2 separate regions of the Homo sapiens genome follow, and region 1 is linked to region 2. A link is an interaction called in ENCODE POLR2A ChIA-PET data of the cell type or tissue named here. Cell type or tissue: MCF 10A. All regions are shown on one strand. Region 1 overlaps TGM5 (transglutaminase 5). Region 2 overlaps SERF2 (small EDRK-rich factor 2).

The links. ChIA-PET counts read pairs that join two places held together with the same protein. Peaks named below come from ENCODE experiments on the same cell type or tissue, not always from the same donor. Only the 100,000 strongest peaks of a DNase experiment are listed, where the experiment ranks them.
Region 1: POLR2A ChIA-PET joins it to region 2 with 5 read pairs; 2 of 35 experiments call an interaction of 5 or more read pairs at or near these places.

What each region holds. Positions count from the first base shown.
Region 1 is chr15:43,252,990-43,255,489 of GRCh38, forward strand. It overlaps TGM5 (transglutaminase 5), which reads right to left. Exons shown (of 13, transcript NM_201631.4): 5 at 517-645. Among named protein-coding and RNA genes, the nearest start is that of TGM5, 13 kb to the right of the region's middle. In MCF 10A, no CTCF peak of the experiment used is centred here; a DNase peak (open chromatin) is centred at 1,052.
Region 2 is chr15:43,795,547-43,798,046 of GRCh38, forward strand. SERF2 (small EDRK-rich factor 2) reads left to right here. Exons shown (of 3, transcript NM_001018108.4): 3 at 1-533. SERINC4 (serine incorporator 4) reads right to left here. Exons shown (of 12, transcript NM_001258031.2): 5 at 2,374-2,467; 6 at 1,599-1,810; 7 at 1,299-1,394; 8 at 1,070-1,196; 9 at 609-681; 10 at 142-190. All of the region lies in intron 2 of SERF2-C15ORF63 (SERF2-C15orf63 readthrough), which reads left to right. Among named protein-coding and RNA genes, the nearest start is that of MIR1282, 3.0 kb to the left of the region's middle. RefSeq lists an enhancer at 1-498. In MCF 10A, no CTCF peak of the experiment used is centred here; no DNase peak of the experiment used is centred here.

The sequences.
Region 1 (2,500 bases), 540 kb before region 2:
CATGTGTGGGCTGCCTTGGAAGACCCATGGGCCTGAGAAACAGAGGAGAGACTTTTGACAGCATTTTACTGTGGACTTCCAGACCTGCTGGGGAGGGCTAAGGATGGGGGTTGACTCTTCTGACTTCTGCTCCACTGTGAATTAGTTTATTATTATGTTCCTATCTACCCCTTACCCATGTCCTCCCATCCCCTGCAAAGCTGGAGCTTACCTCTGAGAGCTTTAAAAAACACTTCAGAAAAGAGGAAATTTAGAAACAACAAGACCATTTCCCAAACTGGAGCTACACTCACCCTTTCTCAAAACATGCAATTTGGAATTAATAGAGGTGATGACCCACACCCAGCTATTTCAGAGCTCGGCTGAGAAAACTTGTCACCCACATTCTGGCGTCAGTCTCATCCAAGATGGCTTTGCCAGAGGGTCCCTCTTTCACCCACTGCAGGGGGCAACTGTGAGTGGGCAGGGCTCCCGCTGCACAGCTTCCTCCCTCCCCGGGCACGCCAGGGACCTCACCATGGCACACACCACTCTGCTGACGTAGACGGGGCTTCCCCGCAGAGCACAGTCTGTGGCTGGGTCAGTCTGGAAGTGCAGGCTCTTGTCTAGCAGCTTCAGGCAGATGTCTATGATTTTGTCTTCAAACTTCGGGGGGAGAGGCAGAGAGGGAAGGCACCCATGCTTGTCACGTGGGAGTATGTAAAAAGTAATGACTTCCCCCCAACCCTAGTGGAATATAAACTCACTTGGAAGGTAACTGTGTCAAACAGAACAGCCATGAATTCCCTCCCATTCAGGTGTGGGGTTTCAAAACTCTAGGGTCACAATTCACCTGGTGCATATGCCCTGCACACCAAATCCCTCCCCTTCACTCCGAGATGACTATTGCTACTCCTGGGTTGTTTGGGTTTTTTCCCCAGTGAGTCTGACTGATTGAAAAGGCTCCTCCTCTCCTCTCAGTTCCCACACTCCTAGAGCACCAGGGGGTGTTCCTGCCAAAACCACATTGCCCCTGCTTCCACACTCACCTGCTGACCCAGCTTAGCATTGGCAGCTACTGCTGAAGTGAGGGTGCCAACCTGCCATGGCACCTGTGATTCACTGGGGCTCTAGGCTGACTAATTGCATGTGAATTATGAAAATTTCCCACCCAAGGCAGGCTGGCTCCTCCTGGTCCTTCAGACTTGGTGTGAATGCCACTCCCTCTGAGGCCTTCCCCGAGCCTGAGCCTGCTTTAGCGCCACAGCCCTGGGTATGTGCCCTCTCCGCGTGAGACTCAGTTACGTGATGTAGTCAAGTCTGTCTTTTCCTGCCTGAGTCTCGGGGCTGTTTCAGTCCAGCTCTCTTCACAACTCTGGACCTTAGGCCTGGCATGGTGCCCAGCACATTGCAGGAACTCTGTACCTCTTTGTAGAATGAGTGTAAATGAATACATTTATTCCTGTGTAACACTGGGCAACATGCAGAATTAGGAGGCTTCTCTGATCAATCTTCCCCAGAGGACAGTCTGATCAGCTCACTTTTCTGTTTTCAAATTTTCAAAGGCCTCCTACAGCCTAGAGAATCAAAGCTCTGACCTCCTTCAGAAGGCACATAAGTTCCTCCCAGATCTGGCCCCAACCTACCTCTCCAGCCTCAAGTATCAATAATTGCCCTCCGCCCCCATCCCTACCATTTTTTCTCCAGCAACACCAAATGTCTGCAGCGGGCCAAACCGTTTCCCACCCTCGTGTCTTTGCTCACACCTTCCCTCTGTCTGGGATGTTTTTCCCACTATCCTTCACTTGGCTAACTCAATTCAAACATCTCCTCTCCCAGGAAGCTTCTATGATACTCCCATGCCCAACCAAGAGCTCTTCCCCTTGGCTCTCAGAACACTCTGCCCCTGTCTCTCAATCTTTACATATTCATGATAAGTGACCTGTTTATGTGTCTGAGTCCGCATTACACTGTAAGATCAGGGACAATGTTGTATTCATTTTCATATCTCTAGCACTTAGCACCCTGCCTGGCACTGAGCAGGCGATCAATATATATTTAATGAAGAAGAAAGACAGAAATGGGCCAGGCGCGATGGCACACACCTGTAATCCCAACACTTTGGGAGGCCGAGACGGGAGGATCATTTGAGCCCAGGAGTTTGAGACCAGCCTGGGCAATATAGTGAGACCTCGTCTCTGCAAAAAATAAAAAAATTAGCCAGGTGTGGTGGGGCATGCCTGTAGTCCCAGCTACTCAGGAGGCTGAGGTGGGAGGATCACTTGAGTCCAGGAGGTCAAGGCTGCAATGAGCCATGATCTCACCACTGCCTTCCAGCCTGGGTGACAGAGCAAGACCATGTCTCAAAAACAAAAAGCAAGACAACAACAACAAAAGAAAGACAGAAACAGAGGGACCCAGGTCTGAGAAAGCAGCAACCCCTCTCTTCTGTTTCTTACAGATGGCAGCCCACTCCTGTCCAGGTCTCTCCATGATGCCCAATCTGCCCATGCTTAGTGAG
Region 2 (2,500 bases):
GAGAGGAAATGGCTGCTGGGAGCAGAGCTGCTGAAACACCTCTTCCCCTCTCCCCCAACTACCTTTGTTAAGGCTCTTGAGGGTTCTTATGGCACTCCACAGAGATCTACCACTTCTTATGGTTCCTCACTTGGCACTCACCTTTGTCTGCCTCCACTGTTTCAGGGCAGCAGAAACACAGTGAGGGCTTCTGCAAAACAGAACGCAGGTTTTGGAATGGTCTTAAAAGATGTGAGGGTGTTAATCTAGGAAACTTCCCCCGTGAAAAGATTGGTCTAGTATTAAAAAGTGGAGGCACACCTGGGTTCAAATTCTAGCTCCAGCATATAAGTGGCTGTGCAGACTTTGGTAAGATGTTTAATCTTTTGTGCCTCGATTTCTCCATTTGTAAAATGGAGCAAATACCTACCTCACAGGGTTGTTGTGAGGGTTAAATTAAATGAGATTATGTAAAAGTATCTAGCACAGTTGCCTAGCACATTGTGGGTACTCAATAAAAGGTAACAGCAGCTATAATCTGAGCATTCTGGGTAGAGGTTGGTAGGATGTGTGTGTGTCTTTGTGTGGGGGAGGGAGGGTGTTGGGGATATGGAGCTCTTTATCCTCACCTGAAACTCATAGCTGTAAACCTTGACAATCCACAGGGGTCCAAATACCTCAGCCAGGTAGGAGGCCTCATTGCTGAGAAAGAATAGAGTTCTTAAGCTGGTTTAGTTAAATAGGGATTATCTGGGGGCATTTACTACCAATTGGTCCATACTGGTAATCCTCAAAAGGGTACCATACTCCCTGTGCCCTTTTCCACCAAAGATTTAGAATTCTATTCATGTGAGAGCCCTAAGGTCTTTGGACATATTTTAAATTCTCAAGTCATTCCCCCCACCCCCTTCATCTCATACAGATCATCTGACAAAGTACTATTCTTAGAATTTGTCCCTGTTTGTGGGGAGCTTTTCTCACTCTAGTCTTGCTCTAAACTTTAAATAATGGTCCCAGACATTGTCCTGACCATCCTTCCCTGTCTTGGGCACCCTCCTTTCATACCTCCACCCTTGACACCTTTACGCACCAAGCAAAAAGCACACAAGCATACATGATGCTAGCACTCAGCATTGCTAGAGAGATATCTGGTGTTTGGGGTTCCATTTTACTCAGGCCAGGCAGGCACAGGGTGTGATTCTGTCCTTGAAGGATTACTGGGAAGGGACAACAGAAGAGATGGGTATTAACAATGAGCTAGGTATTTGGCAGGGGCAAAAAAAGGTCTTAGCATGGAGAATCCAGGTCCTGTCCCTTACCTCTCTCTGGAGGACGGCTGGACAGTGCAGAGAAAGTCAGATACATGATATAGCAGCTGATGACAGAAGCTTGTAGGAGGCCAGAGCGGGGTTGCTCTGGGGAGTAAGTATAATTGCTTTAGTCTACAGGCTGGTAATTTCCTCCATTTCTACCCCCACTTGTACTTCTGTCTCCCCATCCTTTGGTGGGGATAGGGAAGCAGAGATTCTTTTATCAAATAATTGAGATTAGGGAGGTAATGAAACTTGCTATGCTTTTAAGGCCCCCAAAACCTGGAATGCTGTAGGACATGTACCCACTGAGGCGGATGCAAGGAGCGATGGAGAGGAAGGAGATGAGGCCACAGAAGCAAAGGTGCAGACTGAGGAGCATCTTGTTAAGCAGGCAGCCAGCTGGGTGTGTATAATAGTGGAATAGGAGCACAGCTCCCACACCTGCCATGCTGTAGAATCCTAGGGTGGCCAGCAGGACAGCCAGGAACCAGCTACAGTCTTGAGCTGCACCTGTCTGCCTAAGGGTGGAAAGTGGGCAATGGCTTGGAGCTCCAGCATTTTTTTTTTTTTTGAGTTGGGAGTCTTGCTCTGTTGCCCAGGCTGGAGTGCAATGGTGTGGTCTCAGCTCACTGCAACCTCCGCCTCTTGGGTTCAAGTGATTCTCCTACCTCAGCCTCCTGAGTAGCTGGGATTACAGGCACCTACCACCATGTCCAGCTAACTTTTATATTTTTACTAGAGATGGGGTTTCACCATGTTGGCCAGGCTGGTCTCAAACTCCTGACCTCATGATCCACCCACCTCGGCCTCCCAAAGTGCTGGGATTACAGGCATGAGCCACCGTGCCCAGCTGGAGCTCCAACTCTTTTACCCATTACCAACTACTCCCCTGCTCTCAGAAGACTGGTGTGACTAGCCATCCTACTTGGCCCACGCAGTCATCACATTCCTAAGCTTTTTTGATACTGCTCAGTGGGAAGCTGTGGGACCAGTGCTCTGCCGTGCCTTTTGCCCAGCCCTTTCCATGTAGTAATACTAGAAACCTCCCCAGGAAAAGCCTTTAGGGTTATGTGCCCCTTACCAGTTCTTGTTCCAGGAATGGGCAAAAGCTGTAATAAGCACCAACTGCAGTAGGATGAATGCAAAGCCTCCACAGATGCCAATGTAATGCCATGCTGCAAGATGGGCACCAGTGGAAAAATGTCAAA